Linked DNA regions of Mus musculus: all the other regions are linked to region 3. A link is a loop called in an ENCODE intact Hi-C map of the cell type or tissue named here. Cell type or tissue: left cerebral cortex. All regions are shown on one strand. Region 1 overlaps Gm41496 (a long non-coding RNA gene). Region 2 has its middle 5.6 kb from the start of Kcne2. Region 3 holds the start of Slc5a3 (solute carrier family 5 (inositol transporters), member 3). Region 4 overlaps D430001F17Rik (a long non-coding RNA gene). Region 5 overlaps Smim11 (small integral membrane protein 11). Region 6 overlaps Mrps6 (mitochondrial ribosomal protein S6).

Region 1 (5,000 bases), 97 kb before region 3:
AATACGTGCAAGACAGGAGAGGCAGTGTCCAATCAGCTCGCGGGCGCGCGCACACACAGGGCTACTTAGAGGAATTTGTGTGGGAGCCAGGCCTGCTACAGCTTTTAAAGCAGCCCCGTTTTGATTCTCATGGTTTCCCGTGTGTTGTGAAATCCACCTTAGTGGCCTTCCTTTGGCGAGCTGGAAATGTTTGTTGAGTGAATGAATGGACTCTGTGACAGCTAGGTAAGCCCTGGCTCATGGGGTTTTATTCATTTGTCATGTGACCTTGGACACCTCACGATTTCTTTGAGCAACTGAGGTTGCAGAAAGTTAAATGGAGAACTATTCTCTGACCCAACAATCCCATTTGTAGGCTCTAGGACACGGCAGAACAACCTACAGCAGACCGACAGAGTTCACTCCCAAGTGCCCTCGCAGGGAGGATGGGTAAACAGAAGTGGGCTCCCGTACACTGGGATAGTACTCCGCTGTGGAAAGGGAGGGCATACTGACATGTGTCAAGCTAACCCTGAAAAGCATGCCAGGTGCAATAGGCAGAGGTAGACAGAGGCCATAGAGAGCCGTGTGCCTGCTGAATGAGTCTGCTAAGACCCGCACAGCCCGGGTTCCTGAAGCCAGGGTGAGGGACCTGGGCAACCACCTGATGCCTACAGCACATGGGAATCCCCAGCATTACGGAGTACTGCCACTGGAGTCTGTAAAATGCTTAATTTTATGTCGTATGGATTTCCTCTTAATAAAACAATTTTATGTTTTGTTTTGTTTTGTTTTGTTTAATTTGTGTGTGTGAGTGTGTGTGTGTGTGTCTGCGCGCGCGCGTGGAGGCTGGGGGTTGACACTGGAAATCATCCTCATTTGTTTTATGACTCTTTCCCTTTATGCTTGGAGGCAGGGTCTCTCAACCAAACCAGAGCTCCCCACATGCTAATCTTGCTAGCCAGCTTACTCTGGGGATCTTCTGCCTCCACCTGCCTGGGCTGGAATTCCAGGTAGATCACCATGCCACCCGGAATCAGTGAGGGTTTCTAGGGATCTGAACTATGGTCCTCAAACTTCCAATGGCTTTAACAGCCAAGCTACCTCCCCAGCAGTTAAAACAATTTTTAATGAAGCAAATGACAAAATTGCCTGCCTGAAGATGAAATAGAATCACCTATTATAAAAAAAAATGTTTGAGCAAGTTAAAAGCCTGCATTCTGATTTCCTCCATATTATCTTCTGGGGAGGGGGAGAGCATGGCGGGGGAGGCGGAGGAAGGATGCATTTTCCCAAGTTTTCAGCTAAAAGTCAGTCAGCCCAAGGCCCACTCAGGTACCAGTTACTGAGGGGCCTGGGACTGCCTCAAGTTTCTTGACTAGAAAGACTTAGACACGGGACGCGAGGGTGCCAGAGAGCTGGAGGCGTCCAGTCCCTGTGTTGTTTCCCGGTGCTTCCAGTCACTGTTCTGCAGGGCTTTGAGGCACCATGGAAGCCATAGGAAGCTGTGGATGACAGGATGGAGTCCTTAGATCTAGAATAGGCTCCTTGGTCTGGGAGCCAACACCAATCCTGGCTCTGCCATCTTCCACATGGTGGGGGAGTACAAGCCAAGGCTTTTGCAGGAGTCCATTTTCTTATGTAACCAATGGGGGTTAGTGAAAAAACCCATTGAGTCAGCTAATGCATATGTGACCCTGAGGAGGAACCTGTGCTCAGAGAGCATCAACTGCACAGAAGAGGAGAAGGGAAACCATGTTCCATGAATACAGAGCTCTGCCTGGAGTGGCAGGACAGGGACAGGGAAATGCTGCCCCAGATGACAGGGATGGGAAACACAAATAAATGGTTTGAAGGGGGAGCCTGATTATAGAGCAAGCAGGTGGTGTGCCCCACATCACCATCCCAAGATATGAGTGGTTCAAAGATAGGGTGATGCTGACATTTGTGACACACACACACACACATACACACACGTACACAGGCACACAATGAGCATTCTTTTATTCTGACAGTGGAAGGTGTTCTGTCCCTTGTGATGAGAAAGTTAGCAAGCGAAGTTCTCAAGGATGCATCTGCAGTGCCAAGGCAGTGGCGACCTGAAAGGAAACCACGAACTAGCTCAGCTCTGAAATAAAAATCTTCCCCACAGGTGTCCTCTGGCTCATCTGCAGACTCCTCCCTGCCTGAGGTGAGAGTCATCTGGGAGGGTGGGCCTTCTACAAATCAGCCCTTAGCAGCAAAACGGAAGTGAGAATTTAACAGGACAGGGCGTTTCCTACTTCCCATCCAAGACCATCCTCACTCTTTGCAGTATCCACCACCATCTAATCATCCCACGAACTTGGTTGGACCTGCCTCAACTTGCCTTCTCATGGTGTGCTAGCATGAGAACTGAAGGGCGCACCAGTCAGACGGTCTGGGGTGCATCTCCCGTCCCCCTGCATGGTCAGCTTGTGTCCCCAAAGTTGGCTGCCACCAGCCACAGAGTGAAGAGCCCAGTGAACAGGCATTCCTGGGAAAAGTGCTCACCAACATCCCAGAAAAAAAAAAAAATTGTTTGGCCATAGGTGTCGTCAGACTTCAGGCTCCCTTTAGTCTTTCAAACACTCATGAAGTTTGTCCAGAAGACTTGTCCAGCTTGTAAGGATACAAAAAACCCACACTCCTTGAGTTCTTGATGGTGTGTTCTTTAAATAGCACCTCTCACATCTTCCTATATACTTTAAAGATATATTTTTAAAAGTGTCTGTGTGAGTGTATGCACTTCATGGGTGTTTCTGGGGTAAGTGGACCGTGCCGCCAGACAGAAGAACTGGTAAGATTGAGCCAGCCTAAACTCCAGGAAATCTCAGAATTGAGAATGGTAGGCGTAAGCCCAGGTCCCTGCCAAACTACCTGATCTGGAACACTTAACCATGACACCCCACTGAGAGGACCATGACAATTGGTCATACAGCAAAGAACCTGGACTTCTCCATGCTAAGGAGGTGTCTGGATAGGCCCTGAGTGATTAGCCAATGACCTTCCTTTCCTGGACATTCATATTCAATCTCTGCTTCACCCTGAGTAAGATGTACGCATTTACATCCGACATCAAATAAAGCAGTTTGGACGAGCAAGGACCACTCCTTCAGCAAGGATAGTGTGTGTTTGGTGGGGTGTGGGGGGAGCTTTGTCATAAAGAGCCCCACCCAAATCTCCCAGAGCAGACCTTCTCTCTTCCAGCCCCTCTGCACTCACTCGGATCCAGACTGGACTCCACCCCTGTCCTGTGCTCAGCCTGGAGCGTGTCCCCTCCTGCCTGGAGTGTAGGGAAAACGCAGGCCTCCTGACCCTGTTCCCACCTCCCATGGTCCCAGCCGAATGGGTACACAGGAGGTCTGAAACCACAGCATCAGCCCAGACGCTGCTGTTTTCTCACCTGGGAAAACTTGGTCTGGGACCTCATCATGGACTGTGTTCTGCCTCCCCTGAGTGGTTTGCCGGAGGTGCTCAGGCACCCCAGTGTTGAGGCAGACACAGTCCACAGCCTGACAGGTGTGGATGCCTACAGAGGCCAGGAGGTCCCCCGGAATTGGAGTTAGAAGCCATTGTGAGCAATCTGATGTGGGCGCTGGGAACTGAACGCCATCCTCTAGAAGAGCAGCACGTGCTCTTAACTGTTAAGCCATCTCTTCTGTCCAGCCATATGCTTTCAGTCACCCACAGGTGACCTTAGAGTGCGTAGAATAACATCAATAGTTGTTAATGTTGGGTTTTGTAGAGCCTGGTGGCAAAGCAAAGCAAAAAAAAAAAAAAAAGAACAACAACAACAAAAACAACCAAATATCTATTCAGTATAAATGCAATCCCACGCCCCCTTCCACGGGTTTTAAATCTACAGTTGGTTAAATCTGAGAATAGGAACCTGCAGACACTGGGATTCCACAGGAGACTGGATGCAAAGAAAAAATGCCCTTTATTGGACCAGTCTGATACCACAGATCTACATGACTCTGTGTGTGTGTGTGTGTGTGTGTGTGTGTGTGTGTGTGTTGCTGAGAATGGAACCCTGGACTGCCCACATGTTAAACAAACCCTCAACCACTGAGCTAGTCTGCCTGAGATTTTCTGAGGATTTATCTGAGTGTTTGTGTGTATGTTTGTGTGCATGTGTGTCTCCATACATATGTGCATGCGAATGAGTGAGTAGCCGAGCAGGTCTGAAGAGGGTGTTGGATCCCCAGGGAGTTGAGAGCCACCCGACACGGGTGAAGGCAAGCATGGATCCTCTGAAGGTACCACAGGGCTCTTAACTATTGAGCCATTTCTCCAGTCCCAACACCTGAAGTGTTTTATGTCTATGGAATATTACTGCCCACCCTCTCCTACCTCTACCCATCTCACAGACACAGGGAAAGAAAGCACTTCGCCTCAGATGGCAAGAAGCTTGTTGGGAAATGTGCCCAGTAAGTGAATACATTCAATGGTTAGGATTAGAAATTCATTCCCCACGCACTAATAGACACATAGTGTAGAAATGTTTAACTATATGTTTAAAAACAACAGAATAATTGTAAGAGTGGGAATCTGGCCGTTCAGGGATTACTACTGCGTTTACAGCGCTGGCTTACACACTTTAACGCCCACAATTATAGGTGTCCAGCATGCACCTCTGGAGGGGTCATAGGTCTCTGAGTCCTAGACCAAGGAATTAGACAGAAGCACAGGGATAAGCAGCAAGCAAGCTGAGGGGTTTAAGAATGAATACATCCCCACGGGAGGGAGTTAGAAGAAAGAGAAGGCTAGCAGCTTTCGTTTGCATTTCTCTGGTGGCTAAGAATGTTGAACCCTTTTTAAAAGCAGTTATTGGCTGTTTCTTATTTTATTGAAAACTGCATGCCAGTTTTCATCGGCCTGTTTATTGACTGGCAATACTGCTGTTTAAAATTTGAAATTCTTCTAGGTGTTAACCTCATGCTCTCTCTCCTGTGCGGATGCTAGCTTCTAACTGTTAAGTGTGTGTGTGTGTTTAGGTG
Region 2 (5,000 bases), 230 kb before region 3:
ACAAAACAAAACAAAAAAGAAAAAAAAAAACCTCTCTCTCTCTGTATGCACACAAGCATGAATATAAGAAGGAAATTTTTAAAATATTAAAAAGACATTACAACTACCCAGGCACCCCTGAATCTGGAACGGCTTTAAGACATTGCCTCTGATGAGTGTCTTGTGGGAAACAACAGGTCTTCCGCTGGCCATCCAGAAAGCGAGCAGCTGCAGGAGGCTGCGGTCCACATCTAGAAAGTTCCCAGCTGTCATAGTTAACGTTGTCTCTCTGGCCTGGCTAGTCAGGCTGTTTGTGATAGATTGTCCTCTGTGAGATCTGAAGGAAGGAGCTCTCAACTCAGAGGCTGCCGTATTCAAAACGGCCACATTGTGTCACCACAGACCTGGCAATGTGTGCCACAGGGAAGACAGCCATTGAAGTCAGAGGTTTCTATCTCTATGTAGAATATTAAAGGTAAAAGCCTTGTTACACCCTCAGAGTGGACCGTGCTCGCTCTGGACTGTCTCATCCAATTGCTAACAGCCCATAGTAAGACTTTAGAGTGCCCCCCAAAGAGTAGAGATGCTGAGTTAACTATCGTCACAATTTCATTGTGTGTAGGTATATCAAAATGTCATGTTGTATTCCTTAAGTATATGTAAGAAAAAGGATAATTAAAATATTTCTATGTGTGTGTGTGTGTGTGTGTGTGTGTGTGTCTACATATGAGTGCTGTTGCCTACTGAGACCAGAAGAGGGCATCTGATCCACTGGGGCTGGAGTTACCTTGGTGTGAGCCACCTCAGCTAGGTACTGGGAATAGAACCTATGTCCTCTGCAAGAGCAGCCAATGCTCTTAACTTGCTGAGCCATCTCTCTAGAGGGGAATCTTTAATTTCTTTATGCTTGTATAAAAACTTTCTGAGATAATTTTAGACTCACAGAAAGTGTTAAGTCCCATGGACCACCCCACTCAGCTTCTTGTGGCGATTACATCATCATAACTATACAGAAGACAAGAAGTAGGTTACTGATTTTGATAAGACAGGAATTGCAAAACACTCAGACCACAGTCAGATCTCAGTGTGTGTGTGTACTCTGACGCATGCACGTGTTTGATGGATGGAGTCAAGGTGCCACCACCATACACAAGAGGGCAGAACCGCCCCCAGCCATCAAAAGCTACTTCATGCCCCATTCCCTTCATTCCTTTCTGTCTGAGCTCTGTCTCCCATTAGCCCAGGAAACTACCAAACAGAAACCCCTCTATACATCTGTCATTGTGAGAGTGTTATAGGATGCGGAGTACAGAGTAGGTCGCTTGTGAGGTCAGCTTTTCCCACACAGTTTAGGGTCCTTTTGGTCAATGCAAAGTATTGCAAATAGCAACATGTCCCTTTTCCTTGTTTTGAACTAGTATTGTGCTGTAGAGATGTGTCCCTGCAATGACAGTTTCTGTGATTTGCCCATGAGTGTGCGTGTGCACATAAGTTTTCACTGCTCTGGGCTGAATGTAGTAACTTCGCCACAATGACGGCAGGGGCATGTTCAGATTTATAAGGCGTTATGATGCTAAAGAGCGGGGGATCTCCAGCGTCGCTGTGTCATCTAACGGTGTAATTAGCTGTGAACACAAATTCCAGTTGCTCCAAAGTTCCTCAGCAGAGCTTTAGCTTCCATTGTCCTCAGCCAAGAGCTGCTAGAAGTCTAGAAGTTCAGAACACTGTGGGGCCCCAGAGATTATGCAGTCCAGCCCGAGGCTGTAGAAAAAGCAACCAGGATGCCAAGAAGGGCACCGGCCGACATCTCCCCTGCACTTCAATTTTCTGTGATTTTTTTTTTACTGTTTTTTTTTCCTCCCTGCCCAAAGGCAGGCAGAGCTGCACAGTCTCTGCAGTCTTGTCAAAGGTTAGACCAGACCTAAGCGCCTTTCAAAGCCTCAGAAAAAGTCTTACCCAGGAAATTTGACCTTGTGCTCTGTAGCTTCGTCACAGGAGCCAGGCTGCAGCCACACATTCAGATTCCCATCAGCCTCTGACTGCTAAAGCCACACAGTATCAGCTGCTCTCGGGAATTACTAATGGTCTAAGGTTCAGATTCAATCAGAATTTATAGCCTGCAGCTGTCAGTCATAGGTTCATCCATGTCTGTCTGTCTGTCTGCTGTCCTGTCAACAGTTCTTCCAGCCCTCAGCTCTTCCAGGCTCTGAGTGTCTACAGAGTGCCAGGCACTTTAGAAGGCTCTGGTCCATGCTGTATCTGCAGTTAGGGTCAGAGAACGCCACCTGCCAGATGAGAAAGAAATGGCCTTGAAAGTCAGAATCCCTGGGGATTCCTAACCCAAGGTCTTCTTGGAAGTCTGGCCTAGGTCATTCTTTCATACAGCTCCTGAGCACAAACTCTGCCATATGCTGCTCCTTTGACTCGAACAGCTTTCCTTCATTTCTGAGTTTAGATGGCAGCTTGAGTCCCTTTCTGGGTTTTGTACCTGTAATGTGAGTGTCTGCCACCAGGGGGTGCCAGAGAAGTGACTTAGTCATAGACAGGCCAAGACCCTTCTTGCGGATTTGTCCTTTCTGTGTCCACGATTTGGGTTCACTTGCAGCATTTCTGGTACACGGAGCTCCTTATGAAGATAGCAGACGTCCCTGCCTCACTGGGGATCACTGACGCCATCTGACGTCTTTGTGAAAGGGGCACACATCAAAAGAGTAAAGGAAGCTAACAACACAGAATCTTCTCCAGCTGGTTTACAGAAGTGTCCCAAAGCCATACTCGTGCGGAGTGACCTAAGAGCCATTCAGTTCCCCGTGCAGATGAAGTTAAGTCATATAGTAGCTTTATTTAACGGCAGGTTCGTTTGGTCGCTTTTGAGGGTTGCTGCAATTTTGTTCTGAGTGTCAGTGCACAATTCCTACCGATTTCCTTCTGTGTGCCAGAGAACACTCACCCTTTCCTTCTCCAGGACCGTAATGTGGGAGCAGCAAACAATGGTTTGTGGGTTCCTGGAGGGCAATGTCTCATGATTCTTTCTCCTGATTCGGAAGCTTCCTATATAGGAACTTTTGTCCAAAGTCTTTGGATTTCAGACGTTGAGATCAATATATGCTAGGTTTGCCTGGGAACTTTTTCGTGTGGGGTCCTGATGAGTCCCTTGGTCCCAATGAGATGGTTTACCATCTCTCTTAGCTTAAAGCTCTTAACTTTTTAAGTCTGAGCAAAACCCCTGCGTTGATTGAAGGTTAAAGGATTCAGCTTCAGTCTCTGTGGCAGGTTTCAACTTGAAACGGATCTTAAGCTCAGATCTGCCAGCCCTCCCTCCCTCCCTCCCCACCTCCCTCCCTCCCTCTCCCTCTCTCTCCTGCCCTCCTTCCCTTTCAGCAAAGCTATAAGTGAAACTCATCTCCCTTTGCATCCCCAAACCCATCTAACAGACTCTTAATATGGGCACTTTCCACCACAGTGTTTTGACACCAACGTATTGTGTCTGTCCTTCCAAGGCTCACAGAGCATCTAATCTGAAGAGATATCTCTTCATGGCTAGTAAAGGAGTGACCCTCTTCTCCTTGACATCACCAATGTCATTATGCAAGGGCTTGCAGCCTTGAAGGTTAGGAAAGTTCCTTAGAGGGAGTAGAAAAGAAGCCACCATGAGATGTCATAATGTCCCCTAGTCTTGGCTCAGATCAGGAGATGAGTGTCCAAAGGTTTTTGGAAGCTGCCTCAACCTCCAAACCTTCTTGCTACCCTTCTGGGAATCAAAACTGCCACTAATTTGTTTTCCTCCGGATTTCTGTGTCTGTTTACAAGAAGCCTTCATGCAGGGATAGTCTCGTGTCTGCACCAGACCCTCAGACTTGAAGATGATGACGCTGTGGTGGCTGGGGTGGAGAAAAAGAATTTGTTGAGGGATTGTGCTCCATTCCCAAATAAGTTCTGTCTCTCTCTCCCCCAGCCAGACTCGCTATAAAAGGGAAAACTGGACACCGGGTGGTGGGAAAGGAAGGGAGCCCGTGCTGGCAACTCTCTGTGAAACAGGGACACCGCACTGTTTACAAATTCCTGCAGCCAGCCCTGGAATCCAGATGCAGACGACTCCGTTTATGTAACAGAAATAGACCCCAATGCCGTGTGACTAAGGTGGCTACTGGAGGTCGGGTCCCCCACGAGGAGGCATTTGCTGCTGCTGCTGCTGAAGTCAAAGGGGACAGATTCCCTGGGGTTCCTGGGCAGGTGGGATTTTTTTTGGGGGGGTGGGGTGGGGCCAGTCTTCTAGGTGAGGTCTCTTGCAGGACAGGCATGTCTGAGATGTGTGGGGAGTTCAGGGCAGAGGCACCACAGCATCTTTTCATCACCAGTCACAAAGGGACATGACCTGAAAGTGTCAGCCCTGTCCTCTCCCAGCAGAGACGCATCAAAGACTCCAAGCCAGCCCGTGTTCAGGACAAGGCTTCTCCTCATGGCTCCACCTGGAGAAGCCTCGGTCCAACACATGGTTCTCATTGGCCACCCACGGCCTGGTCAGCAGGGAGGCTTGGATGTTCTAGAGTCAGCAGATGTGTCTCCAGTCAGACCGTCCCTCCAGACCTGGTCCCAGCTCTCTGCTGTCATCACAGCCCAGTGAATGGATGACCTCCGTAAAGCACTTCTCTGGAGACTCAGAATAAATGCTTTCCCTCGTCAAGAGACCTCCAGTTGTCCCCATGCTTCCTCTGGGCACAGTGGTCACCTCTCTCTAGATCTTCTCCTCCCGACAGGGTCACCTGTGACTTTGAAGTCAGAGATATGTTTCATCTGCACAAGCCTTGCCCCAGACGAAGAGCCCAGCGCAGGGAGTCAAGTTGCTAAAGGGAAAGCGGCGTCAGAAGATGAGGGTAGGGGCAGAGATCCTGTGTCCCAGTTGGGGGTCCCTATGCTATTGATTCTTCTATCACTATATTGAAATTCCTAAGGGTGGATAGCTTTAAAAAGGTTTATGTCGTTCAAAGTTCAAGAGCATCGTACCAGAAACAGCTCAGCTC
Region 3 (5,000 bases):
GCCATTCTACCATACTCCTCAAGTTTTTATCCTGGTTTTTATGCCAGAGAATACAAAATTACAACTTTGAAATAGCATTAAAATCAAAGTGCACAATCTTGAGGACTGTGGTCTGCACCTGTAAACACACAAACCTCGAAATGCATCAAAAACAAGGGCTCGTGAGAATCAAGCCAACTGCAGACTGAGGAGACAGCCCTAGAATTTTTACAACGTCTATCCTGAGGTCTCAGCCTGAGAACTCTCACAGGCAATCTGCTACAAAGGCACTCACTATGCTATGTCAACATGCATCTTTACATTTAAACTCTAAAAGCTCAATTGAAGTAAGTCAAGCCTGAAGTCAAGGACAGTAAAATAAAGTAAGAGTCACAATAGGGAAGACAAACTAAGACTGCTTTGTAGGCATAGGAGAAACAAGAGTACAATGCTGGGTGGGAGACAGGGTCTCTAGGAGACTGCAGTCAGTCTCTCAACTCCCTTTTCTGCTTCAGCGCCTGCTTACTCCCAGCCCTGGAACACAAGGCTCTTGGAGGAGAGGAAGGAGGGAGAATGCCGTCACATGGAAGGGTGCACTATCAGGCATCCAACATGCATCTCAGAACTCTGTTTAGAAAGCCTTCCCGCTACAAAAGCTAACTGTCCTAGGTGGGAGCTGTGGCTTCCTAAACACCTGCTCTAGGTGTTCAAACCACTGTGCCATTTTCTTTTAAAACAAAGTGCATTTTCCTTTACACCCACAAGTACATACCCTGTAAGAATTCAGTTTTCTAAAGCTGAAAGCAAAAAAAAAAAAAAAAGTCTAGTCTCTGCACATCTTTACTTGTTTACAACCTTCTCAAAGTCAGAACGAAAAACCGAGGGTTGTCATTTTATCTAGTTTCTTTGGGTCTGTAAGGATCTTCACACATCTTCCACACTATGTTTAAGCACCTCTCTTCCGTCTTCACTCTTCTCTAAGGTGCTTTGAACCTACCCTCAGGCCAAGATTTTGAGCAGGTTACACCCGACTTTTGAATCAGAGTGAACACATATTCACATCATGGTAAAATACATTTAGCCAGTGTACTGGGCAGCCATGCTAAGCAAGAGTCTCTCATTCAAAGGAGTGCAAAGGGTCACTGCTACCTCACACCTTGAGGGAATGAATCTTGGTGGTCACATTTTTTCAGTTTCTAACATTACCTAAAAAGTATAAAGGGAGGCTTAAGTAATTTCCATTTAATCAGAAACAGTCCCTTTTTAATACTTTCTCGACCCTGACCCCTCTGTTGTTCCTATTCTTTTAACTCTGTAAAACCCAATGAGGAAGGAAGGTAGATAAAGTATTACCCAGAGGTGAGACAATGTTCTCCCGGAGCCAGGGAGTCAGTAAGCTTGGGGGCACAAACTTCAGGACCATCAGGTGGCTCTGGTGTCCTTTCCAAGCCAACCCTGTACAAGGCACACCGAACAATCTCCTCCTGCTGCCTGACTGTTAGCTGTTCACCAGAGCCTAGCCCGTGACCCCTGGCTTAAGTTGATTCAAACTGAAGCCACTACTTGAAATTGACCCAAAGCCTACATGCCCAGGGCTAGAAGAAAGCTGCTTCCAAACGCTCAAAAAAAGGACAACGGTTGCTTTTGTTTTCTTTTAAACTGTACCTGCTAGGGAAGGAGAGTGCGTGAAAGCACACTACATTACCGAATTCTCTCAGAAGAATGGGGATTTCAGCGACGACTGACTGACTCAGAACATAGCTGCCTCCGCCGGCCGCCGACCCCAGTCCGTGACCCGGCTGCTGGTGGTTTATCATCCCTCCAAACCTGAAAGTCCCTACCTCCAGATCAATCAAAAGCTGGGGGAAGGCATGTCTTCGGAAACACAAGCAAGGCCACAACTTGGATGAATAAAACTGGGCTAAGGGCACCCGGAGCAGGATTTCCGCTGGAGTCAGAAAAAGAAAGGTCAAAAGATTTTTTTTTTCTTTTTGGTGTGATAGCGGTGACAAGTGCGTGGGTACACAGCCGGCACTGGCGGGCTTTGGAGGAAGGCTGTAACTGATCGCGGACGCTGAGGGCAGGCGATCGGGACCAGCGGCCGGCGGGGACGACGAGCAGCTTCTCGACGCGTGGGCGCAGAGCGGGGCTGGCCTGGGTTCTCGCGCGTGTGTCCTCCCGCAGTCCTTCCATCGGACTCCGGAGAGCCGGGGTCCGAGGCCCGCCCCGCCCCCTGCTCGGCACACCCCCTCCCGCGACCGCGCACACGCGCGGGCATACACACCCCCCGCCTCCCGCGCGCACGCGGCCGCGCCGAGCGCCTGACCCACGCGCCACCCCCCCACTTTGCGCCCGCGACCACCCGCGCACCGCGCGAGAGGACCCGGTGTCCAGCAGGCAGGACACGCGGGACTGGGAGGCCTAGAGGCGGCGGGGCGCGCCCGCGCGGGAACTCGGTCTGAGGGAAGGTCACTTACCCGCCGCATGGCTTTCAGAATCAAAGCCAACTCGTAGCGGGGCATCGCCCAGGTTGGCGGCGCCGAGTCCAGGAGAGCCGGGGTCGCGAGGGCGGGGACGCGGGGCGCAGAGGAAGACGAGAGAGGAACACGGCCGGTCAGCTCCCGGACGGCGAAAGCACCGTGCGACCCCGCGAGGCCGGGTTTAAAGGCTCCGGCAGCTGCGCAGACGGCTCGCCCCGCCCACCGAGAGCCCCGCCCACCCGGCACCGCCCCGCCCCTCTCCCGGAGGGCGCCTTGCACTTGCACCTCAACGGCTTCCTGCTTGCCCTCCCGGGCCGTGTCTGTGTCCCCCGAGCCTGCGGAGCGTGGACACGGTCTCGAGCAGCCCGTCGGAGGCCGTCTCCTCGCTCGGCACGCACCCGCTCCCCGCCGCCTCCGCGCCTACCAACCTTGGGCTCTGGAACCCGGTGGAACTTTCCAGGCCTCCCCGCCCACCCTCCCTTCCCGGGTGCTAGGCGAGCGAGTGCGCGTGCGCCGCGGTGCGGTGCGGTGCGATGCGGTCTGGCTGCTGTGTGCCCCTCGCCCGCGTCTCCAGGGAGGAAGGCGGGGTGCTAAGGAGTGACTGCTGCACCAAGCCGCAAAGAAACAAGCCTGGAACCGAAGGGCTATGTAGGCATTTGCTGTGTGTGCCTAGCCTGACCCAGAAGCAGGTTAATGCTTCGACTCTCGCCAGTTATTCTTTAAATATTATCCTTGCTTTTCTGGTAAAGGAAACTATGGATTCCCTGAAACACAGGAGTAAGGAGGGGCTTCGTAGAGGGTCCCAGGTCCAGCACTCCACAGCGCGCGCGCACACACACACACCCATACACGCACATATAGAGCTAACTCGGGACTCCCCTCCTTCTGCCCCTGCTCCTGTTTCTTAGCTCTGGAAGGCACTAATTCCGCTGCAATGGTTGTCTTCTGCTCCCACCTTACTCCAACTAAAAGGGTCTTTAAGTGAAATGTTCTTGTAACTTTAAAGTGCTCTAATAATAATTTACTAATAATTTACTGAGGGCTTACTGTCTGTAGCAGGCACGACACTGAGGCTGTTTGTTCTCACTTTAGCTCTGTGAAGCAAATCGTACTACTCGCCCTATTTTAGGTATTAGCAAACAGAAAAATGCAAGGATAATTTAATTAGTCCAAGGTCAAACACAAACGCGTGGAAAGAAAATTTTGTGTCCAGAATGTCTGAAGAATAGTTTCACTGCCTACACTTATGAACCTCACCCCGTCCCCCATCTTACAGGCCAAGATGTTGGTCTTACTCAGTGGCGTTGGACGTCTTTGTAAAGCACACATGGAGACTATCTTTGTCACCTCCTCCACAGACCAATCTCCACAGAAGATTATGGTTTTGAATACAACCTAGGATACCTGGTTTTTTTAACATTTTCATTAACATTTCAAGGTTTGTCCTGTGCCCTTCAACACAAACTACAAAACCACCTACTTAGCATCAGCCACACACCTGGTTGGTTGGATTGTTTTGTTTTGGTTGTTGTTGGGGGTCTTTTTAGTTTGTTTGTTTTGGTTGGTTGGTTGTTTTTTGTTTTTAAGCAGCATGCTACCAAAAAAAAAAAAAAAAAAAAAAAAAAAAAAAAAAAAAAAAAGACACAGAAGGAAGAAAGAATTTCTGGACATTGAGACGAGAATTCCAGATCTGTGTGACATCCCACTTAAACTGTCCTTCCTGTGGCCCAGTTTAGGAATGTGAAGATAAGAGTCTCACGTGGTTGAGCCAAGCCAAACACCAAGCAACACCCTGAGGTGACCAGCCTGGACTGCCTCCCGTTGGAAGCACCACAGCTTTTCCCTGATACCCAGGGACCAGTGAAGTCCTAGTTCTCTAGACAAATGGGGTGAGGAAATTAGCCTGACTGAACAATGCCTCAGGGCAGACAGCACCCCACAACCCTCCCAAGCTGTTGGCCACCCACAGACTCATCCCATTTCTTAACGTGGAAAAGAAATCAGCTATCCTAAGTCCCCCGCCCCTTTCAGAGTTTTAAATAAGTGGCTATGGCTTTGTTAATTTTATTGTTAAAATTAATGCTGATGCAAATTGAAATTTATCAAAAATAATTTTAAACTATTTATACTGTTGGGTAAGCATGTAGAATCATAAGCCATTTCTATAGTATTTAATTTATTGATCTTTAAAAAATATCTTTTAGGATCTTGGGAAAAAAGATCTAATACGGTAGATACGTAAGATTTTATTGGCCAGAGGTTTTGGCTAATTTTCAAGTAAAGCTTTCTGAGGAGTCATAGGAAGAGAGAGTAAAGGCAAAAGTTGAAATCCAAGGTGCTCTGGTCAGTTCATCCCCTTGCCATCTCATCTTCTACTACTGTATAAGGAGAGATTTGACCTTGAGCTTTTCACCATAATTCTCAAGATAGCTGACTATCGTCATCATCACCATCACCATCATCACCATCATCACCAGACCTAACATTCTGCCATTCATTGTGAGCCAGGAAGTGCTTTTCATGTATTAATATTCATTTCTG
Region 4 (5,000 bases), 96 kb after region 3:
GCTCCAGAGACCCATCGCTCAGCTTGCCCAGGCCATGGCTCAAACGCCAACAAAGTCCTACCCAAAGCTTCTGCCAACCTTATCGGCTACTCCAGGAGAGACCTCAGTCCACTGAAGAACGAAGTATCAAGAGATAATCTTAAGGAAGGCAAGTTCCTCCCCTCCCCCACTTCTCTGCTTCCTTTGTAGAAATGAAATGTACCCTCTGCTTCCAGGTTCCCATGCCTTCCACCATGATGAATTCTGTGCCTGTGGAACTGTAAGCCAAAATTGAATTGAAACAAAAACCTTTCCTTACAACAAAGAAAGAGATGGATGGAGGGAGGGAGAGAAGGTGGGGAGGGAGGACAACAGATCTCATAATGAACCAGCAAGAAAGGCCACAGGGCCAGGAGTCTGAAGAAAAGCTTGTAACCCAGCCCTCTTCCCAGGACCACTCGTGTAGACTCTGCGTACCAGTATGGAAGATGCCCTGCTTCTCCTCTGGGGGAAATGAAGGCTTAGACCTCCTGGGCTAGCTGAGAACTTAAATACCCATGATGGCTGATCTTCGCTGACACCTTGACACACCTGAGAAGAGGAGACTTCACCCACCCAGGAGCTGCAGCTGTCTTTGAGCTCCCATGCCCCTACAAAGAAGCCTAATAAACCCACTGGTTCGCCACGCTGGACTTTAGTGGGCCAGTGCCCTATCTGCGGCGGTGAATAGACATTTGTTTGTGTCTTCCCAGGAAAGTCACAGAATGCAGTAACTTGTAGAAATGCCAGCGTGGACTGGGAAGGAGAAAAGATTTGGGTCTCCTTCCCACCTGCCACATTGCTCCCTCTGGCCCTTTACCAGTTCCCTGTGACTGCTGCCTATTGACAGTAAATAAAAGGCACAGACAGACCTTGGCCTGATGGAGACCCACCCCCAAAAGAAGCATTTCTGGAACACAATTGCCACATTGAAAAGCCTTGTAAAGAGAGGCCTCCAACCATAACCATGGGGCCCTCTCACCTCTAGAAATACACTTCCTCCTGTCTACACATCCCGACATACAAACAATAACTCCATCACCAGGAGACCACAGCACAAAGAGAAAGGGGGAAGGGACAGAGGGAGGAGAGAGAGAGAGAGAGAGAGAGAGAGAGAGAGAGAGAGCAAGGCGTAAATAAGATGTGTGTGGGCAGACAGGAAAAATGATTGAACGGCAGAAGACATGAGGATGCATTTGACACAATGGCTTTTACATCACACCTACACACACGGCTAATATAAAGTACGTTCACAAACAGGTCTGTATCTGCGACGACGACGACGTCACACATTCTGTCTTGCGACTAGAAACAGTATTTGCACTTTGTACCCTGCACTGAATTATTTTATACACAAGATCACCTGGCACAGCTCCTGTCCCCAAGATGCAAATTAACATTTTCACAAGGGGTGGGGAGGCTGGGGGAGAGGGTGGGGGTGGGGGACCAATGTGCTCTGCTGGCCACACTGATATTACTGGGCATGATGGATGCTGCCAGTGCTGTTGCCTAGCAACCCAAGACCCTTCCAGACAACCCAGCAGCCTCGCTAGTGCGCAGTGGCAAACAGGGCTGGTTCAACATGGCACTGGGCACAGAAAGATAATAACGTGGGGGTGGGTTTTGGGGTTTTTTTTGTTTTTTGGTTTTTTTTTTTGTTTTATATTTTTGGTAATCATTCTTGATGATTTCCTGAGGAGATCAACATATCTAAGAGCAGCCTGAGTCCTACATGAAATGAGAGCTGGAAAAATCCCAGGGTTTTTGAATTACCTCCTACTCTGCTCGGGAGAGTTGTGGAATTTTACTGGCTGGTCTCCTGACAATCTCCCCACCGCTGGCCCTCGCCGCTACAGTCTCAGAGTGACTCACCAGCATACCCTCAGAGCTGTTTGTCAGCCTTGTCATGAGTCACGGTTTTTTCAGCTTTTTTTTTCCTCAAACTGAAACACTTGACATTTTAGAATGGGTTTGGGGAAGGTTCTTTTAAAAAAAAAAAATAAAAATAAAAAAAAATAAAAGAAAGAAAGAAAAGAAAATGTAAGCCACTCTCTGGCTTTGTGTGCAAGTGTGGGGGTACGTGGGAAGGGGTGAATAATGACTGCCTGTGCAGGTAAACAGGGACACGTGACCAGCAGCCAGCAGAGCGAAGGCAGCTGGGGGTGAGGGACGGACATTCCCCTAGGCTGCATCTTAGCAGGACACAGGTTGGCCAGCATCCACCCACTTCCAATCCATTCCATCAGAGTGACAGAGTGCTCCCCTCACCTCCCAACAGAGAAATCAGCCCTCCTTCTATGCTCCATAACAGAACCACACAAAGCTCTATGGGAAAAAAAAAAAAAACATCCCACAGGGAAAATTAAGGAACAAAGAAAACTGGAATCTAAGATTAAAAACCGAGAGCCAGAATTGCTGCCGAGAGATTGGGTCCCATTGGACAGAGGTGGGCTGGTCTCTGGGCCTGGATTCTAATCCTGGCATTAAGTATGGGAAGGTAAGAAACTTCTGCCCATTTGAAGGGCCAGCCAGGTGTCTCATTCTGTCTGTCCATTAGCAAGCTGTCTGGCTTGCTATTCCCCATTGAGGGCTCCTCAGACTCAGGTACCTTTTAGCTCTCTCGGGAGCCTTGAACCACATCAGATATGTCATCAGCTCAGTGCACGCTGTATGTCTGTAAGGAGACACAGTTACAAGAAAGAATTAACTAACTAAATCCAATTAACCTCTCAGAACCCCTATTAGTTCCTGTATTTAACAGGATGAATTCAGTATGCCCCGTCAGCCCCACAGAAAAATAATGAAATCTAGGAGTCAACGAGACTGAATGCATTTCTAAGCGTTATGCAATGTTTTCACATTATAAAAAACATTATTGGAAAAGAAAAGGAAATAGTTACCGGAAATGCAGCAAAAGCCGGGGATCGGGGATCAGGGATCAGGCTAACTCCATGCCTGGTGGAGAGTCAGGAACAGGCTCATGACAAGAGTCTCCTTTTCAAGTTTGGAGTGAGAATCAAAAGTCCACATTATTTGCATCGTTGAGCAACGGCATTGAAGATTCAATGTTTAAACCACAAATGCTTTTGTGTTACAGCAACTTAGTAATTTTATTACCTCGCATGCTTTAATTAAATGTATTAAATCCATTCCCTGAACATAAAAGTCCTAGGGATAGATATAAGACAGGTAACTGTTTTTCTTTTTTTATTATTATTATGGAAATATTCAAACATGCACAAAAACTAGAGGAGATGGCCTTAATAAACCTCTCAATGTTTATCTACTTTTATTTCCTGTGGATGCGATTAAAAAAAAAAATACCTTACTAAGAGAAGGGTTTACTTAGCTCACAATCCCAGGTTGCAGTCTATCACTTCAGGGAAGTCAAGGCAGGAGCCTGAAGCAGCTGGTTACGCCTACAGTCAAGAGCAGAGAGAACGGGGAGTCGGGGCCTGCATGGGAGCGCCCAGCTGGGTCTCTCTGTTCTCACACAGTTCAGGATCCCTGCCAAGGGAATAGTGATGCTCACAGTAGGCAGGGCTTCCCATCTAACCTGAACATCCTTCATAGACATGTGCACAAGCCAGGTTCAGCTAGACACCCCCTCATTGAGATAATTATATGGTGTATCCAGCTGTCAACACTGACCACCACAATGCTCATCACACTGCGTCTAGCATCATTACCAATCGCCAGTCTTATTTCATCTACTCCAGGTACCACATCGTGTTGTTTCAGATTTTAAAAAAAATTTTTTTATTAAAAATGTATTTATTAGGTACCCAGTGTTCTGCCTGCATATATGCCTCCATGCCAGGAGAGGGCGCCAGATCTCATTATAGATGGTTGTGAGCCACCATGTGGTTGCTGGGAATTGAACTCAGGGCCTCTGGAAGAGCAGTCAGTGCTCTTAACCACTGAGCCATCTCTCCAGCTCCCTATTTTCTTTTATTATAACTATACAACGGTGTGAGTGTAAACTCATGTTCAGTTTGTTTTATTTGTAGAGTAATGGTGTTCTGTCTGTAAGAATGTCTATGCATCATGTTGCATGCATGCAGTGTTTGTAGAGACCAGAGCATCATCAGATCCCCTGGCACAGTTTCAGATGGTTGTGAGCTGCCATGTGGTGCTGGGAATTAAACCCAGGTCCTCTGAAAAAGCAGTCAGTGGTCTTAACCACTGAAGCCACCCCTCCATCTTCTCATGTTAAAACTCGATCCCACTGTGGTGGTATTAGGAAATGGGGTCCTTTGAGGTGGTTAGATTATTAAAAGTGAGCAATCCATCCTCACAGGACTGGATGGATTCTCTAGGCAATGTGTGAACCTTCATTTCTGAAGGACAGGGTGGGTTGTCCTGAGCTGATGGACCTCTGAACCGATGCTGTGCCCTCTTGGTCTTCTGCATTCTGTGTGAGGTTCACAAGCACTTGATACTCCCCAGAAGCAACTGAGGACCTTGCAGGCTCCAGAACGGTGAACCAAAAAAGTCTTCTCTTTATGAATAGTCTAGTCTACAGTATCCTGTTATAGCAACAGAAAATGGATAAAAGCCAAGTTTAAAATACAAACCCCTGTTTCCAAATGTATGGTACATTTAACTACACTTAAATTGAACTTGGAACCTTGGATAAGCCCAGCCCTGTACAACTGAGCTATACACACACCACCACCACCACCACCACCACCATCACCACCACCACCAACAACAACAACAGCACCCTTTATTTCTGCTTTTTCTTTTGCGACAAGGTCTCCATAAGTTGTCCCAGCTAAAATTCAGTTTGTAGCCCTGGCAGGCCTTGAACCTGCAATCCTCTGCCTTTATCTGCTTTCGTGTGCCAGGAGAGGGCACTGGATTCTTTGGAGTTACAGAGGGTTGTGAGCCCCATATGGGTGATGGGCACCAAAGGAGGGTCCTCTGGAAGAGCAGTCAGTGCTCTTAACTGATCAACCATCTCTCCAGCCCCCACCCCA
Region 5 (5,000 bases), 250 kb before region 3:
TCCTGGGGTCCTCGCAAGATGCAGCTAATGTCACAGGCCTTGGTTCTCCATGGTACAAGCCTCAGTCAGCTTTAGCAGGGGCAGGGATGTGTTATCTAATCAGGAGGGTAGAGAACAAACTGAAAAGGAATTACAGCTGACAGACATGGCTAGGTGGTTCCATTATTTACTTTCTTAAGGGGACCAGAGAGGCAAGAGTTTCCAGGCCGGAGGGCAGGGGTGGGAGAGTGATGCCAGCAGAGGGCAGCAAAACTGAAGAACTAAAGAGTCTGCCCCACTCTGTGCCCCATCCGGGGCAGAAACTGGCTTCAGTTGGCCTCAATTTCTCGATCATCTCCTCTTATCCTTTGTTCTGGCTGGTTTTGTGTGTCAACACAGCTAGAGTTATCACAGGGAAAGGAGCTTCAGTTGAGGAAGTGCCTCCATGAGATACAACTGTAAAACATTTTCTCAATTAGTGATCAAGGGGGAAAGGCCCCTTGTGGGTGGGACCATCTCTGGGCTGGTAGTCTTGGTTCTATACGAGAGCAGGCCGAGCAAGCCAGGGGAAGCAAGCCAGTAAGAAACATCCCTCCATGGCCTCTGCATCAGCTCCTGCTTCCTGACCTGTTTGAGTTCCAGTCCTGACTTCCTGTGGTGATCAACAGCAGTGTGGAAGTGTAAGCTGAATAAACCCTTTCCTCCCCAACTTGCTTCTTGGTCATGATGTTTGTGCAGGCATAAAAACCCTGACTAAGACATCCTTTAAGCTCCTTTTATCTCTCAAAATATGCAGACCTGTAAGGGAGGAAATGACTACTGCTGGAACAGGTGAGATCAACTGTGTGTGAGTGCATGAGGTCATGTGTGCATGCATGTGTGTGCCTGTGTGCGAGTATGTATGTACATATGTTTATGTATGTGAGTGGGGGTATGTGCATTCATTCATATGAATGTGCATGCATGTGTGTGCACACTTGTATGTATATGTGTACACATGCTTATGTGTGTGAGTGGGTATATGTGTGTATGTGCTTTTGTGCACGTGTGCCTGTACATGTGTGTGTAAGTGTATGTGTGTGTTCAAACATGTATTCATGTGCATGAGTGTGTAACTGTATTATGTATTTGTTTATGTGCATGCGTGTACATGTGCACAATAGTGCAAGCATGCATGCGTGTGTGCACAATGCTCATGTGTGTGTGTGACTGCATATGTTATGTGTGCTGGTCCACATGCTTGTGCCTGCATGAGCATTGTTTTTCTTACTTGTCACTGAACATGGAGCTCAGCTCACGATTTCAGCTACACTGGCTGGCTAGCAAGCTCCTAGGATCTGCCTGATATCAGCTGCCCTGTGTAGTCAAGGCTAGCCCTGAACTCTCTCTCCACCTATCTGTACCTGGCTCTATCTCTACCTGATTCTTCCGTCTCTACTTCCCACCTTCTGGCATTATAGGTGTGCACCTGGCTAGTCAGCTGGTCTTTTAACCAACGCCCCCCACCTTACCTCTAGGCTTTCAGGCTTTTAAATGAATGAGCCCTGCCCTTTCCCTTGCTTTTACTGGCTAGTGGGCTATGTATGCTCTGCCTGCTCCCAACCTTGGTTCTGACAGCTAAATCTAACCAACAGTTTATAGGAATCTCTTTTATTCATTTCCCAAGCAGTTCAACTTGTCCTTGGTGCTCCTGTGGGTAATTTATGACTTTTGAAAGGTGGTTTCCATGAAAACTGAGTTGAATTCTTTGAGAGAATCAAGTGTGGCTAGGAAAAAACCCCCAATGCTCTCGGCAAACAGCTGGATGAAATGATGGATGAGGACCAGGAAAACTGGAAGGTCTGTAAGATCTCAGTCCACTTTCCTCACCTCAGGCTTGTGCATCAAAGTCATAAAGAGACACATGGAGGACGAAGTCTGAGAGCCAGTGCAGCGAGGTGGGATGCTAGCGCGGGCCTCTTCCAGGATATGGGACAGACTTGTGTCCTCACACAGCAGAAAGTGGGCTAGGCAGGTCTTTGGGGTCTGTTCTGTAAGGGCACTCAATGCTTTACTGACTTTTCTGTCACTGTGATAAAGCACCCGATAAGAGCCGATTTAGGAAGGAATATATTGTGGTTCCCACAACGGAGATAGGCCACCACAGGCTCTGGTCCCATGCGAGAGGGAGCCACACGGCCAGAGGTTCCACCTCTAAATTCCATCATACTGCCTCAGAAGTGCTACAACAGATTTGAGAGGCACTAGCATTCACCTGTTACATCGACTTCAAGGAAACAAAAGTGAGGACGGCTAAGGGCAGCTTTAAAGGCCTGATTTTTGCAGAACAGTGAGACAGTCTGAGGTTAGGGGAGGCATCCTCAGAGAAAGGCCCCGCCTTCCTCCGGCAGTCTGAAGAACAAATGCAAATTCACAAGTCTTACCCGTTGGAAACATTAAATGTGATTACCAAGGCATGGGTGTGAGTAGGGGCTATGGGGAGTAATGGACGTTCACAGGAGTGGGAAGAGATGATGAGAGCCAGGAGTGAGGACCATCAGATGCTATACAGATATGACATTGTTGGAGAACAGATTCAATTCACTAAAAACTATCACTCTGCTGTACAGAGTATCTACTCCACTGATGCAGAGTATCTACTCTATTGTTGCTCTTACCATCTTCAAGGCTATGATGTGTGTTAACCCCTGGTGGTGCCACCATGAACTGCAGTGAACCTTCAGAGAGTGGGGCCTTATGGGAGGTTCTCAGGTCACTGGAATTATGTCCGCAGAGGTTTAAGGGACTCTGGTCTATCCTTCCGCTTTGCTTACTGGGTTCTGAAGTGAGAAGTCTTACCTGCTTCTATTCTCCCCCAAATGCCATCTGCCACCCCACCCCCCCCACCACACATTTACAGCAAGGCTGGAATTTCCAGATCCCATGAACTCAGGTGTTCCCCTAGTGTGACAGATATTATATGTGGAAAAACAAAAAACAAAACAAAAACCAGACTATACTTTTAAAAACTATTCTCACCTTCCAGTTCATGGCGGGCCAGCTGTGATTCACTTCTGACCAATGTACCTGTTACACACAGGCATGAGAGGCAGCTGGAAAGCCGGACCCAAGGAGCTGGAAGTTCTGATCTAGGGAGAGAGAGACAGAACTTCAATACAGAGCCTGCAGGGTGGACCACAATAGGAAGCCACGTCTTTGATAGGGAGAGGCCTGTGAACAGAGAGCAAGTAGAGGAGGGGGGGGGGGGGCTCTGCACAGGTGACCCCGTTCCTTCCTCATGGCTCTCTGCAGCTCCCTGCTGAAGCATCTGTTCCCAACTGACTCCTCTGTGCTCTTAAAGCCCACACTCACCAATGCTCCTGACACGAGGACAAGCTAGTTTGGGGATTAAGGACCTTCTGGACACTAACTGTGCTTGTCCTGGCTGAAAATAAAAACAAACCAAAAACTATCTGGAGGGAAAGAATGACAGGAAAAAAAAGGTGGGGGGGGGGAGAAAAAATACAAAAACACAAAAAAACCTGTCCTGAGAGCTAGGGACAGTGCAGAGACAGCCAGAGAACAGACGCTCTGCACAGTCCTGTGTCTCATTAGCTATGGCACCTGCCTCCACAGCCAGGACACGGGTGATCTGGATGAAGCATCTGCACAGGACATTGGCAACCAGCTGGTGCCCTGCTAGTTCTGGAACCTGACTTTATAGGAAGTTGTCACAGCCTGACTCCACTGTCTGTGCTTAGATGAGCTTAGATGAGCTAAGCCAGTGAGTCTCCATTTTACTCCCTTTACTTTAAAGGGGGAACACATAGGGCATAAGGACTGTGCTCAGGGTCCTCTAGTGTGTGACCAGAATCCGAACCCACCTAGGACCAGAAGTCTCTGTTCCAAATGGGTGTCTCTGGGTTCTTGGTACTGTATTTAAAAAATTGAAGGTGGACACAGGTCAGAAAGTGACAAGGAATTTTGTTCAGAAGCACAGACGTGGTACAGGCCAGGTACTCTACAAGAGGCCAACAGGCACCTTAAGCTGGAGTGGACCAGCCTGTGGCTTCCTTTTGTGGGTTTAGGAGGGGGTAGAAGCTGACTGTTATCAGTGGGGTGTCCTTAAGTTCTAATCGATATGGGCTATGTAAGCTTTAGTTCGCATCCTTTCCCACGATGCATTTCAATTTAATCCTATCTGCTCCCAATTACACATAGCCAAAAGAGGGCAAGTAGGGATTTTTTTTTCCCTCCCTAACTGTTCATTTTAAGGTCACAGTTTGCCTTACTGTGCATGCACCCCAAACCAGTATATGTTGGATCTAGCCATGATGCCTAGTTTCAGGATATGTTTGGTCACCAAAAGGACTTACTGAGGGTCATTGCTAAGAAGCTACAGTTTGGAGTGCCCACAAGCCTCTGTTTAAAGAGGTGTGTGCATGCAGCTCCACATGGGTGTGGGGGAGATCCTGGCTTGCTTTACTGGGAAAGCACTGTGTAGCTCAATCAAGCAGACCCCCCAGGTTTCCCTTCCCCTTGCCTATCTTACATCCAGTCAGCCAGGTCTGGGAGCTTCAGCCTCAGCAAGTCACCTGGGTACAGATGGACTGCTTCAAACTCACTTCCTTCATAATAACTTAAGACTAGAATTAGAAATGCAACGGGAAATTCCACACACCTTTAGAATGGGTTTCCTTAAGTAAAGCTCATGGGAGATGGCGTAGAAAAACATTTCCAGTTGTAAAAGTATCTAATATATAAAATTCAGTTCTCAGTCTATTTCAAGGTTACAGAACTTTGAAAACCAGCTAGCTATTGGCACAAGATAACCAAGCTTTGCCTTTGACTTGTGCAAAGTCAGATAAACCAAGAAGTGTATAATCCAAAGCCCTATTTAAATGCGATAGCGGTGGTTGAAGGTGCCCACTACCTGCAAGTGTTTGCCTTTAAATAGCAGCAGATTCCAACCTATGTTGGAAAAATGAGCTCTTTGCATGTTATAACCTGCTGCTGGAATTTACACCTTGAACGTCTAGTAA
Region 6 (5,000 bases), 56 kb before region 3:
AAGCCCCCATCCACACCATCTCCCCGCCCCCCAAAACAGAGGAAACCTGAGCGGATGTCCAGCATCTCAAACTGCTGTTCAGAGAAGGCTCTCCTTCCATCCACAGCATGCCAGTCACCACTGTCATGAACAAATGCACCCTAAGAACAGCCCTCAGAACCAGCCCTCTAAGCAGCTGGAGCAGGTTAGAGGCAGAATTCAATGGGCCCTCCGATGCTAACTCAGGTCCCTGCCAAGAAGGCACCTCAGGCAGTGAAGACCTCCACAACAGGAAGTCCTCTGATGTGCACTAAAGACCTCTGTTCTAGTGGGCCCAGAATATCAACTGCCACGAGGTTCTGCTATGGACTTCAGAAAGGAAGATGCAGTTAGGCCCTGGTGGTAACAGTGAAGGTGGCTGCTGGTGGCCGGTGGTGGCTGGTGCGGTGCCTAGACTCTGGCTGTTGTGAAGGTGAGACAGCAGGCTTTAGTTGAACTAGATGGTGGATGTGAAGGCGAGAGAGGAGTTCAGGATCTCTCCTGAAGAGTGGGCAGGACCTGACACTGTGGACGTGGGACTTCTGGATGCCTGCTAGGATTTAAGGGGACTCTGCCTGCAGGGCGTCAGAGAGGTCGTGGGGAGCCCAGAGAGAATCCCAAGTAAAGATAAAATCGGAACAGAGCTTAACAGAGTAGGTATTTAAAACCAGGGGCTGGTGAGATTCCGACTGAGGAGACAGATGGAGCTGGAACACTCCAACACAAAGGTGAAGCAACTGTTGTCAGAAAGGAAAGTAAACCATAGCCCTGAGAAATTCTGCCCACATGCCCTTCGTCCTCACCCGCCTGCCGCAGGAGATTGCAGTCATCTGATGCTAAGAACCCTCAGGGGCAGACTCAAACGGGCTGCTGTTTTGGCGCATGAGAACAGACAACGATAAACTGCCACGCCCAGGTGATGAGGGGGTGGGGCAAAGCCAGGGCCTTGGAGCCGGCCTCCAACTGAAAATTCTATGCTCATTTCATTTCTGAATATTTTTTCAAAGCAACCAAGATTTTTTTCAAAATCACCATGGAAACATGTCTCCTGTCTCATCCATCCCTCCCCCGCCCCCCCCCCCTTGAAGAAGGCGAGCAGCGGGAGGCAGTTACGAGGCCTCCACAGATGGGCTAATTCTCTCTGCTAGTCTCTTAGCACAAATGGTGGTAGTCCTGACCACACACAAAAAAGGAATGCCCTGTACTTCTCAAATGCCCCCACCACACACACACACACACACACACACACACACACACACACACACACACACACACACACACGCTTCAGGGATGCTCTGTTCGGCTGGGGCCACTGAGCAAGCGCTTCTTCGTCCCGATAAACCCCACTACCTCTTGTGAATGCCTGACAACCTGCTCTCAGCCCCACCTTACCCCTGCTGAAGCTAGGCCATTATTCACGTCACACGAGCAAACAGCCAGTGCAGAGCTGCTGTCAGAAGGCACAGCCTTCCCTCTTGCCTTTCCTAAATGATCCTTTAGGAAGCTACAAGCTAAAGGGTACCCTGGACTCGGTAACTTCCCAGTCTGGTCTCTAGTGACAGCCAGCCTTTGGCTCCATCACTATCAGCTCCATCTACCACACCACACTCACCTATGCTGGGAGCTCCCAAAACAGTGATGTTCCCAGCTCCCCAACCAGCGCTCTACTCCATGCTGGTTGCCCCCGTGCCAGGGGAGATGCTGTCTCTGCTAGCAAACTTCCCGGGCCACTTCCACTTCCACGGTGATTGGTTTGGATCCCAACTATTGTTTTTATCATGGCCTGTGATTTACAGTACTGAGGATTTCCACTTCCTCTCCTACCTGTGAGGGCCTGGGGTTGGTAGTACTGCCTAGTGCACCCCTGTATCCTGCACAGTGCTACACATTATATAAATATGCCCCTGGAGCAATGCACAGAGAAGAAAGGCTTTGTGGGAACTTACAGAGAGCCAAGAAGCATGCTAAAAAGAGGCCTGGCCTCCAGAAACCCCTTTGATGACCCACAATGAAAAATCTCTAAAGGAGCCCAGCTCTGCTCCTATAGTAATGGAGCCCGGAGCCTGAGTCTGAGTGTGGGACAAGAACAGCCCAGGAGAGAAGGTCACTCACAGCAGGAGACTAGGCTGCAGGCCAGCAGGGTCTGCCTCCAGAAGGGTGTACAAGCCAAAAATGGCCTTGGGAAGTGAGCAGTCAGGCTCTCCCTCCCAGATCCTCCCCTGTGGCTTCAGAGGGTATTTTCTCGGAACCTTAAGCCTTGTGCACAGCACTGGAAGACTGGCTTCACTGCTATGAGGAGGATAAAGAAAGGTACACAGAGCTCAGTGGACAGAGCCGATGCCTAACTAACTCTTACACACTCAGCTAGACCCAGAAGGCAAACATAGCTTAGGCCTTAAGCACCCCATCTCCATCACCAAGGGCCTCTGTCAATGTTTCACGGAGGGCTTGCTAAAACAGCCGCTAACTTGGAGGCTTGTTGAGGACATCTTCCCCCAAAGGCCTGCCTCAGAGAAACCTTGGGCCTCAGCTTCCACATACCCCCCACCTCTGTAGGAACACCTCATGCCCTGGCTCTCCACAGGACTGAGCTACAGTCAGTATCCATGGACCACTGACAAAGCATTGATATTACAGGACCTGAGGCCACCTCTCAGGTCCTCTGCAAGTAAGCTGGAGATGTAGGAGAAAGCAGAACTTTGGACACTGGAAAGTTGAGGCTGAGATGAAAAGTGTCACGTATATTAGCCTGTCTAGCCTCCTGCTCTCAACTGTCTCCAAAATCTGCTGAGTCTGAGAATCATGGGTTAAATGAAGGGCAGTCGGGTCGAGCCAAGGTTATCAGTGAAGATGACCCTGTCCAAAGCAGACCAGACAGTCAAGATTACAAATCTAAGCGAATGCCCTTGTGGAGGATGTGAATCTCGGGGGCTCTGACCTTAAGAAGCTCTTAGGCTTCTGCAGCTCAGGTTCCCAACATAACCTCCAGACCTCCACGTCTAAGCTGCCTTGGTGTCTTGTCACGCCCCTCCCGCCCAGTTCTGTTCTGGCACTCGAGCTTGGGTCTCTGCTGGCAGGCGCGCTCACCCTACGGGCCTCACTTTCTCATACCCTGTGCCAGCCATTAGTATATCCTCTGTACCTTGCAATGGACTGTCAGCTCCAAGGAGGGTCCTTGTGCTTGCTGTTCACCACCACTTACCAAAGAAGCAGTGAAGTGCCTCGGGATGCCACCAGCCAAGGCAGAGTGGACAGAAAACAACACAACCTGGAAATCACTGGCATGTGCTGAAACCCACTGTGCAGCACTACTCAGGACAGAGGGACAATGCCTTCATTTTTAAGCATCCAAACAGGAAGTAGCATACACAGCTGCTCCCCATAGCCAGCCTTCTTCTTAACACTCTGTGCCACGAGGCTCTGAATACTTGCCTGCCCATGAATGCCCAATGGTGTCTGAGGGTTGAGGAGCAGAAAAGAAATCAGCAGTGCCATGCTTGGGCCATGAGAACAGATGCTAACCCCGCCAGCAACAATAACATGAGAGGCAATGCCAGCGTCGGTGTTGCAAGATAGACCAGAACCAGAGAATCCCAGCTACCATGTGGCAACTGGGTCCAGGTCGAATCCACGCTAAGCTTCTTCATCCAAATGCCTGAGTAACAACCCAGCACTTGGGAGGCAGAGTCAGGCAGATTTCTGAGTTCAAGGCCAGCCTGGTCTACAGAGTGAGTTCCAAGACAGCCAGGGCTACTCAGAGAAACCCTGTCTCCTACACAGAAAAACCCTGTCTCAAAAAAAAAAAAAAAAAAAAACAAAAAAAAACAAAGGCCTGAAAAGATTACGTGAGGTTAGCACACATGTGCACATGGCCTGCAATGTGGATTTCATAAACTGAGGGTGGTGACACCCAAGTAAAGGTGCATGGGATGCAAGCTGTCTTGCAGACAGATGTGGGCTCTTATGAGCCCTGCAGTTTTAGGAAATTCAAACTGAATGGGAAGTAGTCTACTTCCCCAGATAATCTTTACTCCATCCCTTTTATTTCTAGTCGTGAATTCTGCTCTACTGCTTTTTTAAAAGTTTGCCTTATTTTTATTTTGTGTGTCTGGGTGTTTTGCCTATATGTGCCTGTGCACCACAAGCATGCAGTGCCCACTGAGGCCAGAAGAGGGGCTAGAGTTTCAGATGGTTGTGAGCTGCCATGTGAGTGCTGGTCCTCTGGAAAAGCAGCCAGTGCTCTTAACCTCTGAGCCATCTCTCTCCCCCTGATCTGCTGCTCTTCAGAAAAAAGGTTTTATAATTTTTGCTTGGAAGAAGTTGAAGCACGTGCGATCTGGGCTCCCGTGAACAGGAGCTCTGCCGAGGAAGCCCTGGCTGGCGTTGGGTTTCACACACAGGTCTGTGTCCCTGTCCCTCCTTTGCCTGTGCTAAGACTACTGGGTTGTATAAATCAACACAGCCAGCTCCAAGCTCTTAGCAACAGCAGCTTTGTTATCTGAGAGGACAATTAACCCTGAGCAGGGACCATCTGAGAAGTCTGAGGGGCCACTCCTTTCACCAGCTCCAGGGAGGCCAAGGATGAGAGATTACTATTATTCTATATTAACATTCGCGGGACTATTATTCCAGGGAAAAGCCTAGCGGCCACCATCCCACTGCCTTCTTCAAAGGCTTCCAGGGCTGAGGGCAGTAGACAGGAGGTAGAAGCCAGTGATGAGACAACGCAGGTCCAACAGCCCCAACACTCATGGCCCTCCTCAAAGATCACTGACTGCCCCATGGACAGAAGAAAGCACAAATTCCGTAGACTGTCCAGTAGTCCAGCAGCAGACTCACCCAGATCCCAAACTTCAGGGTGCGAATAACAGTTTGGGGTGTCACAGCACAACTGGAGCTGCCAGCTTTGGGGGTACACTGTGCTGGGGAGGGGGGAGAAGCAATACAGCCGTCAGTGTTGATAAAGTCATGTTTATTACTCT

What was found. A loop is a pair of places that touch in the nucleus more often than their neighbours do. Peaks named below come from ENCODE experiments on the same cell type or tissue, not always from the same donor. Only the 100,000 strongest peaks of a DNase experiment are listed, where the experiment ranks them.
Region 1: a loop joins it to region 3, with 2.3 times the contacts of the local background. A loop is called at or near these places in 5 of 42 quality-filtered maps.
Region 2: a loop joins it to region 3, with 6 times the contacts of the local background. A loop is called at or near these places in 15 of 42 quality-filtered maps.
Region 4: a loop joins it to region 3, with 4 times the contacts of the local background. A loop is called at or near these places in 11 of 42 quality-filtered maps.
Region 5: it touches region 3 in a loop (3-fold over the local background); 3 of 42 quality-filtered maps call a loop at or near these places.
Region 6: a loop joins it to region 3, with 2.0 times the contacts of the local background. A loop is called at or near these places in 5 of 42 quality-filtered maps.

What each region holds. Positions count from the first base shown.
Region 1 is chr16:92,153,258-92,158,257 of GRCm38, reverse strand. All of the region lies in intron 1 of Gm41496 (a long non-coding RNA gene), which reads right to left. Gm41495 (a long non-coding RNA gene) reads right to left here. Exons shown (of 2, transcript XR_876254.2): 1 at 3,404-5,000; 2 at 1,967-2,078. Among named protein-coding and RNA genes, the nearest start is that of Gm41495, 2.7 kb to the right of the region's middle. In left cerebral cortex, no CTCF peak of the experiment used is centred here; DNase peaks (open chromatin) are centred at 29, 470 and 2,728; H3K4me3 peaks cover 218 bases; H3K27ac peaks cover 606 bases.
Region 2 is chr16:92,284,293-92,289,292 of GRCm38, reverse strand. No RefSeq gene overlaps it. Among named protein-coding and RNA genes, the nearest start is that of Kcne2, 5.6 kb to the left of the region's middle. In left cerebral cortex, CTCF peaks have their summits at 354 and 2,489 (motif pointing right); DNase peaks (open chromatin) are centred at 369, 2,498, 3,979 and 4,452.
Region 3 is chr16:92,055,937-92,060,936 of GRCm38, reverse strand. Slc5a3 (solute carrier family 5 (inositol transporters), member 3) reads right to left here and starts at 2,615. Exons shown (of 2, transcript NM_017391.3): 1 at 2,457-2,615. It overlaps Mrps6 (mitochondrial ribosomal protein S6), which reads right to left and starts at 2,601. Exons shown (of 3, transcript NM_080456.1): 1 at 2,457-2,601. The coding sequence starts at 2,501. In left cerebral cortex, a CTCF peak has its summit at 2,639; DNase peaks (open chromatin) are centred at 2,061, 2,732, 2,945, 3,732 and 1 more place; H3K4me3 peaks cover 3,618 bases; H3K27ac peaks cover 1,816 bases.
Region 4 is chr16:91,959,578-91,964,577 of GRCm38, reverse strand. D430001F17Rik (a long non-coding RNA gene) reads right to left here. Exons shown (of 4, transcript XR_876250.1): 2 at 3,343-3,437; 3 at 2,919-3,012; 4 at 1-2,692. Among named protein-coding and RNA genes, the nearest start is that of D430001F17Rik, 8.1 kb to the right of the region's middle. In left cerebral cortex, a CTCF peak has its summit at 3,835 (motif pointing right); DNase peaks (open chromatin) are centred at 1,841, 2,134 and 4,443; H3K4me3 peaks cover 388 bases; H3K27ac peaks cover 1,996 bases.
Region 5 is chr16:92,303,395-92,308,394 of GRCm38, reverse strand. It overlaps Smim11 (small integral membrane protein 11), which reads right to left. Exons shown (of 4, transcript NM_138743.2): 2 at 2,998-3,107. The coding sequence starts at 3,009. Among named protein-coding and RNA genes, the nearest start is that of Smim11, 4.6 kb to the right of the region's middle. In left cerebral cortex, CTCF peaks have their summits at 227 (motif pointing right) and 2,678; no DNase peak of the experiment used is centred here.
Region 6 is chr16:92,112,201-92,117,200 of GRCm38, reverse strand. Mrps6 (mitochondrial ribosomal protein S6) reads right to left here. Exons shown (of 3, transcript NM_080456.1): 3 at 4,974-5,000. Among named protein-coding and RNA genes, the nearest start is that of Gm41496, 11 kb to the left of the region's middle. In left cerebral cortex, a CTCF peak has its summit at 2,243; DNase peaks (open chromatin) are centred at 438, 932, 1,466 and 2,189; H3K27ac peaks cover 1,844 bases.